Linked DNA regions of Homo sapiens: region 2 is linked to region 1. The links are chromatin contacts, found by Hi-C in ENCODE. All regions are on one chromosome and are shown on one strand. Each heading gives the region's core, a stretch centred on a gene start or an enhancer-like site at or near the end of the contact. The rest is flanking DNA. Distances are from core to core; before and after follow the strand shown.

Region 1 (6,827 bases), core at 2,128-4,627:
ATTCTTCTCAAGAAGTGCTTGCTCTTCACAGATAGATTTTCACACCTCCCTATAGCTGCTTCCATGAACATGGAAAATATTCAAATTACTCTTTGAGATAGAGGCACTTTGAGTTCAAGCCCCATTTCCTCCCCACTGACTCATCTACTTCTTGTGTTACAATAAATAAGTTAGTGAGTCCTTGAGAAGTAGTCAGTGCACAAAAGCTGTGGTTGTTTAAATTGATATTTTTGTTAGAATTACCTTCTCTGTGCAGATAACAAACTGATGCTTGGTACATTTTCCAAGAGTACTTACATAGTAAAGGTAGAGTGAAACTGGACTTCACAGCCTTAATCCCAAATCCCTCCACTCCATGAGAGCCTCCTCAGTCCTTCCTGATTGCCACGAGCCCTGTGAATTCTGCTTGCCTGCAGAAACTCCTCTTGGGTTATGTGCAATGATTCCTTGACTCATTCATACAAATTGTGTTTGTACATAGCACAAGCTTGCAGTTATTTTTACTAAGTCTATTAAAATTAAAACTATGTAAAGTAGAACCTGAAATCCTGAACATGACCAACATAGGGATTTTTCCATCTCAGGGGAGAAGGTAGAATGAAGGGATTAGATATTAACAAGGCCTGTAGAGGTTCTAGCACCTACTCCTGCAAGACTGGCTGCATATTTTCATTGAACAAAAAGGAGTAACAGTGGAAACCTGCTGCTTGAACTTTCTTTATTTACAAGTCTTGCTTGTTTGTCCTTTTGGATATAGGTGCCTCCATAGAAAGATTACAGAAAAACTCATCACTTCATATTTCAAATAGGGCAAAAGAAATGTGTAACGAGATTTCCCCAGGGTCCCACAATTTCCTTTCTTGAGAAAGGATTTAAAACGCTGCCTTGAAACAGTCCACCGGAATCCCTCAGAGAACTCATCCGTTAGCTGTGGGCAAGACCCTCTGTGTTTTTCCACCTACCCAGGGAGTGATGCCTATTCTGGGGATGGTCCAAGCTCTTCTGGCAATTAGGAATGTCCCACTTTTGAGCAGAAAACTTGCAATCATGAGCACTTTGATGCTGCCTCACATTACATTTGGTAGGTGCTGTGGTCTGAATGTTCATATCCCCAAAATTCATACATTGAAATAACCCCCAAAGTGACAGTATTAGAGGTGGGGCCTTTGGGAGGTGATCAGATCGGGGTAGGGGACAGGAGAGGCCTCATGATGGGATCAGCGCCCTTATCAAGGAGCCCCAGGGAGCTCCCTCATCTCTTCCACCATGTGAAGACACCAAGGTAAGGCACCCTCTGTGAACCAGGAAGTGAGCTCCCACCAGACACCAAATCTGCCAGGGCTTTGATCTTGGATTTTGCAGCCTCCTGATCTGTAAAAAATATATTTTCTATTGTTTAGAAGCCACTCAGTCTATGGTATTTTATAGCAGCCTAAACAAACTGAGACACTAGAGATAGAGTGCAGGGAAAACAAAACAAAGCAAAACAGAACCAGACATTTGAGAGATCTCTTCCCATTAGGATTCTTTAATTGTCATCTAATTGCTGTTCAAAAGAATTGATACAGAGTCAGAACAGAAAACAAAAGCATGTGAAGATCCTTTAACAGCTTCGTAACCGTCAGCCATCCAACAAAACACTGAAGTTCATGCCTATCTAATTAATTTTCTGGCCATCTAAAAATTTAAAAGGTTTGAACTCAAGACTACAAACAAATACAAATTTTCTTTGAAATTGCATACTATATAAAAGAAGAAAGAATGATTTGCCAAGTAGACTATTAGACTCATAACATGCTGACATTCATAGAGAGAAGGCGGAGCAAAGAGACAGGCTTTATTTTATTAGATTTTGTCTTCCCAGCCCTCGCTGGAGCCATTGGAGAGAACTCCATCTAGCTGAAAGACCTGAAACTTAGAACCAAAGCAGCCAATGACTACACAGCCCGACTCCTTCCCAACCCATAGCTAGATCCTGGATTACCCATATGTGAACCAAGGCCAGTGTGGGAAGGGCACTGTGGAAAGCGAACGTACCAGGTTCCCAGGGAACAGCCAGATGAGGCTACCTGCTCCAGGCCAAAGAGAGGGAGCAATGCCACACCTCCTCCCAAGGGGAAGTAGCTCAGGCCTCATGTAAGTGAAGAAAGACCTAGACATTTGCCTAAGGACCAGGTTTCTGGATCTCCTCACACTCAGGAGGAGCACAGCCCCACCCTTCTCAATCCAACTTCTGTAGAAGGAGGTAGGCCCCACAAGCCAGAAGAAATTCTGAAGAAGGAGAAAGAGGGGGTGCGTGGACCTTCTCTCAAGCCTGGTGGATGCCTGTAGGTCCTTCTATCTACCAAATTGCACCTTTCCCCAAGTCCCAGATGGAGCAATCATCCTCCCTCTGCCTCCCCACCTCCCGTGGACTTCAACCCTTATATTCATGTTAGAATCTCTCTGCCTCTTCCTCTGACTTGATTGTTTGCCCTGGAAGGCATGAATCAGACATTCACATCACATAGCCAGGATGTGGTGCAGTCTCTGGAACAGTGAGCCACTGAGGGAGTGGGTACTGGAAAGGTTCATAGACTAACAAACACCTCAACGACTGCTGCTAACTTGGGTGCTTCAAGGCATGTGCCTGAATCCCACCCAGAGATCCCAGCTGCAGAGTCCAAGGCCCTGAGCCCAGCCACACAGCTCAGGAGTGATTTCTTCAGGGCAGAAAGGCCAGGGAGACTCCTCCAGCAGCTGTGCCAAATGCTGTGCCCAACTGTGAGGAAACAGTGGCAAAGAGGTATAGGTTAAATGTGTCTGGTAGTGGGCAGGCAAGGAATGAATTGAGGTGGGGAGAAGGCCAGCAGCTCAGCATGCCGGGGAAGGCACGCTGCCACCTGCTTGAAGCAATCCATTTGGTTGACCCTCTGGATGTCTGCACTCAGCCAAAAGCACACGGATAAATGTCCTACATGGCTCACAAGCTCTGTGGATGAGTCTGTGTCTGTGGACAGAATCCTCAGTCGTCCAGGGTGCTGGCCAGCTGTCCTGCTCAGTGGCTCTATGGCCATGAGCAATACCCCTCTACCAGGCTGGCTGGCCAGCTCTGATGGGCCTGGACACACCACACTCCCCAACACAGGGCACAGAAAAAGTCAAGAAATAAGGATTGATCAAATCTCTATCTGGGGACGATAGGTGACATTAGTCTTTGGAGGGAGCCATTGCTAGTTTTTCAAGCAGGGTGGAATGCGAGGAGAGCTGGGCTTCAGAGGTGTATAGAACCAATTAGGAGTTTTGACCCGCCATGGTTTATTTTAGGATCAGGGAACAGGTGCTTGCTGGCTGGCTGGCCCAACCTTCTGAGGCGCCATCCCAGGCCGCATGTCAGGCGCCCTGTGGAATGTTGGTGCCCACCGCGCTGAGCCTGAACTCTACGCTCAGATGTTGCCATCTAGTGGTGACAAGGTGCAAATCTCACCCTTCGCCCTAATGCATAAAGGATCAGGAATTTTAAAAGAAATACTTTTCTAATAAAGCAAATTAAGGAATACTTTTTATTCACTTTTAAACAATACATAGAAAAGATTGCATTTTTGGTTTTGGCCTCTTTAGCCTCCTAAATATATACAAAAATCACATCAAGAATGTAAACTACCAGAAGTCAAGGAGTTGGAGTTGCCCAAGTGCCTTTATTGAGACTACAGTTTCCCCATGGAGTAAATCTCAGTTCGTTACTTTAATTAAACACATGTCAAGAGATATTTGTGATATGAAGGAATGAAATTTAAATTTTCCCTGCATTTCCTCATTCTGATTCCAACTTGGTTACTTACCAGGTAAATGGCACATAAATTCTCTGAGGCTCATACTCTTCACTGGCAAAATGGGAACGCATGACACGATAATAGGAAAAAGTGATGTGAAAAGACGATAAAACCCTGAAGGCACAACTCTGGGTGTGTCCTGACTGCTCAGGTGTCTCCCAGGGCGGCCCATTTGATGACACAGCCATGGTTTCCTCTCTTGAACAGGGGGTCTGTGTCCGCTTACTTTACCTAAGAGCACACTCACCAGCAGCCCCTGCCAAGAGTGTTCAGTTCGTGTTCTGCGCAGTGTCTAAGATATTCCTAATACTTAACAGATGTCAAAAATGGAATATTCATGATAAAAATACTCTTTAGTTTTCCATAAGCTCCAGTGACTAGAATGAGCCTTTCAACCCATGAAAGGATCCAGTCCTGGCTGGATCCAGAATTCAGGGAGTTCTGAATTTTGTGATTTCAAAGTGCTGATTGGTTAAGATACAGGTTACGTTCCTCCTGCACTACCTACCCAGGCACCTTCCTCAGTGATGAGACTTTACTCCTACAGCCCATCTCTTCCTAAATGGATGGCCAGCTCACCTAGAATCTCTCAGGGATTTTGCACTTAGTCTTACTTCCCGCTCCTAATTTTTAGTTTCTCTCTCTCCTTTTCCACTATGAGCAAACACCCTTTTGTCCCTTGGCTGAAGTCGATCATTCTGTGAGAGTGCTGCCCCTTTGGGTTATGGTTCTACTTGAAATTGATCCGTAACAAACACCTCTATGTCCTCATTGTCATTTCCTGAAAGGAGGTGTAAGTCAGGTGCAGGAGACTGAGAAGAGTAAGGCTGAGCCTCACTCACAGGCACACACTGTGGTGGGACAGAGACATCCCACAGTATAGCCGCAGGCCAAGAGCGAGTCCCCTCAGGGCCCCAGAAAAAGGCAGAGTGGAAATGCCTTCAGCAGGCTTACCCCAGCCCCACATCTTCTCCCAGCCCCTTCTTGCCCATCCCCTGGCTGGGGCTCCCACACCTGTTCCTTTCATATAATGGCCCTCTCTTGGTTCCCCAGACATGCAATGGTTCTGGATGTCCCTGAACCTCTGGCCACAAACTGCTCACTGCCCTTTATTGTTGTTTTTCCTCCTCCTCTCCCAAACCATGACAGTTTCCCAGGGCTGTATAATCTTTCCTCTCCTTCCCTTCTCTTCTCCATGGCCCACTCACCAAACCTATATTTTGAACTGTAGCCACCCATCGCTGGCCCTCCTTGGTGGCCAGGCATGACACCTCACATTTGCAGTAAACACTGTTCCTGACTTCTCCATGGCAGTGGCACCCTCAGCTCAGGCTACCCCATTGTTGTCTTTCATCAATAAGTCCCAAACCCAGGAGTTTCTCTCCTGAGAAATGGGCCCTGGATCCCCACTTCCTCCAGATCCCCCCAGCTGCCCACACTTGCTCTGAATTCTCCTGGAGTTAACACCCACTGCCACCTTCATCTTCCTTGGAGAACAATCATGCCAGGAAGGTCACAGGAGCCGGAGCTGAAATCCCAGCTCTGACATGACACTTCTCTAACCTGTTTCTCATCTACAAAGTGGAGACAATCTCCCAGAGCTGTGGTTCCAATGAAAGATACTGTGGGAGAGCAAACCCCCAATGTGGAATGAATGGGAGACTTCCCTAGAAAAGAGGTCTAGGCATCAGCTCACCTCTACTTATTCTCTTTGTAACCAGAACAAGGGTTTAAACCTTCAGGCCTCAGTTTTCCCATCTGTGAAGTGATCACCTCAGCACCTGCCTCACTCAAGGGTGGTGAGGATTAAACCTAATTCTACACATAAAGGTCTCTGGGATAAACTCCCCAGACCATGTATGTTATTATTATTTCCAATTCTTCTTCATCTGAACTCCTCACCCCAGCATCAAACGTCTACCATACTTTAAATTCTTTCTTCCCTGGCCCTGTCTCTCAACACAGCAAGCATTTCAACACCCATGCAATCATTTGACAAATATTCACACTTTGCCTCTCCTCTGCCTGCATGACTTGGTGCTCTGTGGCACGGAACGCTGTGGGTAGTGACTTCTGCACTGGGCCTGTGATAGGAGGGGTCTGGGCATCAAGCACAGCATCACTAATCCTTCAGTGGGGTCTTCTCCTTCCAGGCTTGGCTGAAAGGTAGCCTCAGCCCTGATCTCTCCCTCAATATCCCCAGGAGGAGACACCAGTCCTTCTTCACTTCCAAGGTTTGCAACTAATGTGTATAGGTAAACAGAGGTTTATAAAAACTCCAAAAGCTCCTCACTCCCATTTTGATCTTAGAGCTGCAATTAGGGGCTGCAGCTCTGATCTTCTCAAGATGGCACCTAGAATGTCACTGGGCCCCAGTCACCTCCTACATTCTGCATTGTTGGGTTTGGGGGAGTTAGCCAGAGCTCCTGATGCACCCACTTCTCTGAGAGGCAACTGAGGAGTGAACACAGCATCACAGCAGGTTCACCATGAGCCACCTGTTTCTAAACAATCCATTTGGTTGACCCCCTGAACGTCTGCACTCAGTCAAGAGCACACTGATGAATGTCCTACATGGCTCATGAGCTCTATGAATGAGTTTGTGCTGGGAAAACTGGATATTCATATGCAGAATGACATTAGACCCCCACCTCTCTCCATATACAAAAATCAGCTAAAAATGGAAGACATAAATGCAAGACCTGAAACAATAAACCTACTAGAAGAAAACATAGGAAAATACTTCAGGACATTGGTCTAGGAAATTATACGAATAAGACCTCAAAAGCACAAGCAACAAAAACAAAAATAAACAGATGAGTTTATTTCAAACTAAAAAGCTTCTGTCCAGCAAGGAAATAATCAACAGAGTGAAAATACAACCTACAAAATGGGAGAAAATATTTGCAAACTACTTATTCAACTGAGGATTAATAGCCAAGGTATACAAGGAACTCAAACACCTCAATGGCAAAAAAAAAAAAAAAAAAAAATCTAATTTTAAACTGGGAAAAT
Region 2 (6,827 bases), core at 599-3,098, 93 kb after region 1:
CACCAGATGTTTTCTGTTTTTTCTGTGGAAAGTAACCTGACCCCTTTCCCACCTGACGATCCCAGTCACAGCTGTCACAGTAACCAAGGACACAGCGCCTTTTTTTTGTTGTTTTTCTAAGAAAATACCAAGATGAAAATCAGGAAGAACAAGGGAAAGCCATCTCCTAGCTGTCGTGGATCTCTTAGAGCATAGGTGTGCCCTGTAACCTGGCAATGCACCCGGAAAACAAAGCGTGCGACCTCAAGGGTTATCACCTGCATTTTGCAGAAACCTAAGAGAAATCCACATCAGTTGCTTGGGAGAAAGTGTTTCCTCTTCATTACACAAGTTCTTCGTAGAAAATAATATATAATATTTCTTTATTTGGGTTTTCTTGGACAAATCCTCTATAGGGCAGCAGTTTCCCATGGCAGCTAGGCCAAGAGATTCCTGATCAGAGACTGCCATCTGCTGGATGAAGGGGATGGCCAGAGGCTTCTGTGCTTCGTTTTGTTTTGTTCTGAATTCTAAGAAACAAATTGCAGGGCAGATGGGGTCTGATTAATGCAGAAGGGAGTGCTTTTGGCATTGATTGACAAGGAAATTGGCTTTTCTGATGCAACCATAATGGATCAGCCATGGTTACGGCTTTCCCCTGTGTTAGCCCTCAGTAGGGTTATGTCTACCTCATTTGGCAGAAAGTTAAGGCTCAGCGAGGCTAAACCACAAATACAGAGTTACCCAAGTAATAAGCAATAGAACTGGGACTGGGACCTTGGACTATTAGATCCCAAAGATGCTTGATCATCCCAGAGTGAGTCAGAGGCAGTTAGAGGATGAGATTCTTAGGCAAGGAAGGAAGTGAGATGCTAGAAGGGTCGCAAGGAAGAAAAAGAGAGAAAGAAAGGGAAGAAGGTTGGTGGTGGGACCTAAGCTCCAAACACTCTCCGTCCTCACCAGGATGGCTCAGGATGAACCCAGAGCTCTCACATAGATGGACAGACTCACAATGGCCAGGAAGGAAAAAAAAGGATGAAGACCACAAGTAGGTATAACCATGCACTTGCAGAGAAGAGGGGGCATATTGGGCTGTGAGATTGTATAACCAGTGCATCAAGGGACACGGAATCAGTGGCACCATTTCCTGAGTCTGCAGTATAAAGGTTAGCTGGCTGCCCAAGGAGAAACACAGCAAGTCAAAGAGAGGTCAGAGGTTTCTCCCTGAGGTCTTTATACAGAGATCATGATGTAGCGTAGTCAAGGACAGCCTCACCGATGTCCTCATGGCGAGCAAAGTCATGCATTTTACAGGGCTCTGTCTTAGAATGTCCCTGCAATGTACATTACATTTTAGGAGCATTCAGGAAAAGTACTGCAATAAAAGAAAGCCATGTGGTCCCCAGAGCACTCTGATGATGTGGCTTAAGGCTGGGACCAAATGAACAGTATTGAACACTAGCAAATGCCTAGGTGCTTGTCTCCGTGAGTTTTCTTTGCGACGCATTTTGACAAGCGTGGGATAGCTCTGAGTTTGACATTTTATCTTCTGAGATGAAGCTGGAGAGAAGCCAGTCCAGGCATCCCGTGCTGCAGTGGCTTTTAGGGGAGCTGAGGACGGCAGTCTTCCTGTGTCCAGGCCCCCCAACCAACCTCCTCCACAGATGGGCAGAAGAATCTCAGTGAACTGCATTAAAATTGGTCTTTACCCCATGAAAGATTGGCAGTGGTGCAGGAAAAAGAACAAAGGGCCAAGCCTCAGTCTCCCCATCATCAAATTAGAAGAGTTAGCTAGATCCGTGATTTCAAACTTCCCTCAATCCAGCTCCCTGCTCAGCCCTGTCCCAGCCCGGCCCCAGAGTCCTTCCCTGAGTGCTGCAGCTGCAGCAGGACTGAGAATTCCCACCCTGAATGCTACAGCTGCTTCCCAAGTATGAAGCTGAACAAATGAATTTTCTCACCAACTTGCTCACATGTCTGACCTGACAGTGCACCTGTACCTCAGCTCCTCCTCTCTGCAGTCCGCCTAGGGCCCTCCCCACTACACTAAAGAGAGGCGTTACCTGTCCTAGGAATAGCACACTGTTCCCTGCTCTCCCCCCACCATGCCCCAGCAGCTTCCCAAGCTTGGCATTCCTACCAATTCATGTAAGCCAATCCCAAAGGACTCTATTTATAGTTTTCAAATATTGGCACATGAGCTGCTTCCAGCCTGCCAGGTACTTTCTGAGAAAGAACACAGTACAGCTCTCTCTTGCTCGCTCTGCCTCTCTCCCTCCTACCTCTCTCCTTCTGTGTGTGTCTCTCTCTCTCCCCAAATGCTGCTTTTAAGCCTATCAGCCCCTTCACCAGGGACTGTGAACACAAAGACCAATGCAAAAAACATCTTCAACTGAAGCCATTCCAAATTGGAAACAAGCCACCATCCATGGAGAGTTTGGGATGGTTTGGAAAAAAGTATTTTGCTATTGCCAAAGTTCTAATTCAGCATCCTTTGAAATCTTACATTCAAGAAGTAGTCCTTATATAACACAAATTTGGTGAGAACATTCCAATGCTCATCATTCAGGTGTCAGGAAAAGATCCAAATAATAAAAAACTTAAATGAGTCCTTATTTTTTTTTCCACTGGGGCACATATGGCATTCACATGTAAGAAACACTCATAAATGTGTGCCCAGTATTACCCACGACTCACTGGAACCCCAGGCCAGGGGTGGGGACCACAGACACTGAGTGATGGTACAGGAAGAGGAAAGGGGTAGGCCTCCTCCACTGGGCAATGGTTTACTTCTGTGACAACAGGGTCTCCATAGCACAGCATGGTGCCCAGCATGATGATGGGCATCGTTCCTGCACCCTGGGGTCCCCAGAGCTGTTTGGGGTCCCACTGATGGGATGCAAGTAGAGATACCGGACAAGAGCTGGAGTGAGCTGAGGCTGCTAATGTTGCCCCATGGCAGGCATCAAAAGTTTCTTCCTGCCCAGGCTGGGTTGGAGCAAGGAAGACCCTAAGCCTCCCCAGCATCTACCGTATTGTTAGATCTGGAAGTGGGAGCCCTCAGAGAGTATAACTTTGAACCCTATCACAAAATGCTGATATAAGACACAAACAGAGAGCATTCCCCTCTCTGTGCCTTGGCCCACACCTGGGATTGGTGGAGCCTCACATCTCTATGACCTTTAACCTTCACCATCACTGCAGTTGCCTGACTTCTCTTGTTGCCAGAACACACAGAGCTCATAACCAGGGAGCATTTGCAGGTATTTCTGCCTCTGTCTGGAATGCTCTGTCTCCTCTCCTTTTCACTCTGCCACCTGGCTCTCCCTGTTGGAAGGGCCACTATCTGAAACTGCCTTATGTCTTCATATGTTTCACGTGTGCAGCTGTCTCCCCTAGTAGAATGTAAGCTTCAGGGGACAAGGCACTGTTTTATTTATCACCATACCTCCTGCATTTAGCATGTTAATTAGTCATAGTATTTGTTCAATTAGACATGGCAAATTGATACTAGCTACTCTTTATTGAGTACCTATAATGTTGTCAGAGAGTTCACATGCCTTCTGGGAAGTTCCCAGAACAATTCCATGAGACACAAACCTCACACCCAGCTTCAGTCAAGCTGGAATACTATCATTAATATATGCAAATTCAGTAAAGGCAGCTTTATATGAAAGTAAGGTACCATTCCCTGAGCCTTCTAATGGGCCATCTGACCAGGGGAGCAGTGGGAGTAGAGAGAAGTGGGTGAGTCCCAGGGTCAGATGTGGAGGGTGAAGCATGTTCACATGTCTGTGCTCCTAGGAATGTACCCCTGCATCTGGGGTGATGCTTCAGCCTCACCCACAGTGCCCTACACACCTGTCATGCACCATTTACTGGAATGGGTTGTTAGGAGAACGTTCTGCACATTTACAGGGTTTAACCTTCATCCTGGAGAAAAATCACAGCCCTCAAGCTTCAAAGATTCTCATAGAAAATTTCTGGAAAATAGAGATCTCTAGAATTACAAGTCAGAATTGATGTGATTCTTCTGAGACTGAACTTGGAACCAATACAAATGAGAAAAAAGCAGAAAGAATGTGCGCCAGACCCACGTCTGCCCCACCCCCCGCCACTGCAGCCTTCTACTCCTCCCCACCCCGTCCTACAGAATCCAGTTCTGACCACCGCTGTCACTCAGCGTCTCTCCAGTTATCCCCAAGGGGCTCGTCAGTACCAGAGAAATGTAAACTAGAACCACGATCCAGTGCCCCTTTGAACCATCAAACTGGCAAAATATAAAAAATAAGAAACCAAGCATTGGTGAGGATGTGGAGCAGTGGAAACCCCCCTACACTTCCAACTGGAAGGTAACGTGGCCCAACCACCTGGAAAATCAATTTGACAAAATTTAACAGAACAGAGCATATACAGACTCTACAACACAGTCATTCCACCCAAAAGAGACAAGTGCCCATGTGCTTGGGAGACGGCCAGCTGTGCAGAATGGCTCTCTGCCCACTGGAAACCAAGGAGGGAAGGCAACAGCCAGCACTCCCTCGGGAGTACAATTAATAAACAGGTTGTGGTATCTTCTTCGCACATGAAATATCATAGAGCAATACCAGTAAATGAACTCACCACATCTGCAGGCTTAAGAAAAATCATAAGACCAAACCAGAGAAATTAATAAACTACAGTTACATCAACAAGTTACAATGTTTCAAACACATACTATTGCCTGAATAAAAAGTCAGTTTCAGAATGGTGGACACATTGTAATTCCATGTACATAAATTTCACAGTAGGCTCCACTAAGCAACTAAGCAATGCATTGTTTTGAAGAGTGGATGTCTGAGATTAGACTATAAAGCAAAGGAATGTGATTAACATGAAATCCCAAGCAGGGGTCCTCTGGGGTGGGAGAGGAGGAGGCATCTAGAACACCTGGGGAAAGGTGTGCAGAGATATTTAAGGGTATTGTGTGGGGAATTCTATAGGAATTATTTGCGTTAATTATTATTATTAATATTCTTTAAAATGTACAATATGTTTATATAGTCTTTACTCTTTAGAAGACATTTCACAATTTAGGGAATTAAAAATACAAAAGTAATGAGTCCTTCATGTTACGACATTCCTGACATAAGCATAACACACTATAAGTAGATCCGTAAGACTCAATGACTAATTTTCCCCTTCTAAAAGAAGGAAATTAAGAATAAAGACTAAAGGACAGGGATGGAAATTATACCTGCATACAGATCTCTAATCCCAATCTTGCTCTGTTACACAGAGATTATTTTACCTTTTAGCCCCATTTGCCATTTTTACTTAGTACTTGTGTTGCTCTATTCGAGTTCATATTCTTGGCACTCAGAATGTTTTCTGGCATGAAAGTTGGAGAAACTTGGGTAACCTTTCAGAGAGTCTCCTGAGCTCGACATATCAAACTTAACTGCCAGGATATTTTTAAATTATCTGCTGTGATTCATGGAAGTCAGCTCCTATGGCCGGCCACTGAGCATTTTGTTGACAATGATTTGCTCCTCTGGGCCAGGCTCTGGGAGGACACTTGTTTCAGGAAAGGAAGGAAGCCCAAGACACAAAGCCTACAGATTAAAAGCCAGTGGCCTGGGCCTGGATGAGAGGAGCTCTGGGGTCTGGGGGATCCAAGAGGCAAGGCCACAGGCTCCTGGAGGAGGGTAACGGCTCCCGGAGTGGACTCCACTGAAAGTGGGCTTTGGAAGGTCCTGGGCTATTACTGGTGGAAGGACATTCCATCAAGACACACAAGAGAATCCCATCAAGACACACTTACCTCAACTTTTAAAAAATGCACATTTTATTCCTCTTCTGTTGCATTATGAGGCACACATAAAATTCCTCTTTTTTATGGACAGAACTGCCCATCTCAGGGCCTGCAGGATGACATTCAGAAGCCGGTGCTCTGCTGGAACCCACTGTTCCTTGCTCTCTGTCACCATCAGCTCCTCACTCCGAGTCTGATTCTCCTCATGACTCCGGGTTTCAGGAGGCCACGGATCAACTTCTGCCATCAGCCCCTTCCCTTCTCAGGGCCTTGCCTGACAGCTTCCTTGTCAGCCTGTGTGCACTGGGCATCTACTGTATGGTTCATTTCTGGAAGGTGCCCCTGAAGCACAGACATCACTCGTAGAACGACTAGGCTCTCTGAGAGCTTGTCATGGACACAGAACTCTCAAAGAATTTTGAGGGGGAGATGAGTAAGGTATTTCATCAGAGGCAATGTCTGAACATGGAGGTGACAATGTGCAGAATCCCGTTTACCTTCCTCCTTCTTTTCTGCAACGTCTTCAGCCTGCTGCATCCCACAGGAGTCATCCACAGAGATGCGCTACTCAGACCCATGAAGAGAAGGACTTGTGGCCCAGCTAGCTGCAGGACCATGGCCGCCTGGCAGCCTCCTCTGCTGATCTTCTCAACTTCCCCTCTGTATTCAAGCACACGCTTCCTGAGCAGCCACTGGCCCAGGACTGAGATAGTCAGGGGCCCATGGCCTGACCCTCCCCACCCTCAGAGGCAGCTGAGATGGGCTAGCAGACGGGCTGGCAGTGAGGTCCGAAGAGCTGCCTGGTGGCTCTTTTTGCCCAGTTTCACTTCCTCCTCTCCTCCAGGCACTGAGGTTCCTCCCCAGTATGCCTTCTGTACACCTAGCTCTCTGTCTGTGTCTACTTTCAGGAGGACACCACCCACGATACTTCAGTTCCACTTAACCCCTAAACCCATCAAATATTGCTTCAAAATAGGATCCCATTGATTCATTATTCCAGAGATGTAAATGTGTGCATACCACATTCTTGATGTATTTTAACACACGAAACAGC

Evidence for each region. Hi-C counts contacts between places; a loop is a spot of excess contacts on that map. Pooled maps may share reads with other maps.
Region 2: a loop to region 1 is called in a map of HCT116, with 10 times the contacts of the local background. The contact joins two enhancer-like sites. A Hi-C loop is called at or near these places in 22 of 168 maps with a recorded cell type or tissue (Caco-2, Calu3, GM12878 and 17 more), 25 of 37 single-sample maps with no recorded cell type and 29 of 50 pooled maps.

The regions. Positions count from the first base shown.
Region 1 is chr7:47,085,559-47,092,385 of GRCh38, forward strand. No RefSeq gene overlaps it. Among named protein-coding and RNA genes, the nearest start is that of SNORD151, 380 kb to the right of the region's middle. Within about 2 kb of position 3,378, at least 2 of the 41 ENCODE cell types and tissues checked have a DNase peak (open chromatin) inside an H3K27ac peak, as active enhancers do.
Region 2 is chr7:47,179,948-47,186,774 of GRCh38, forward strand. No RefSeq gene overlaps it. Among named protein-coding and RNA genes, the nearest start is that of SNORD151, 280 kb to the right of the region's middle. Within about 2 kb of position 1,849, at least 6 of the 41 ENCODE cell types and tissues checked have a DNase peak (open chromatin) inside an H3K27ac peak, as active enhancers do.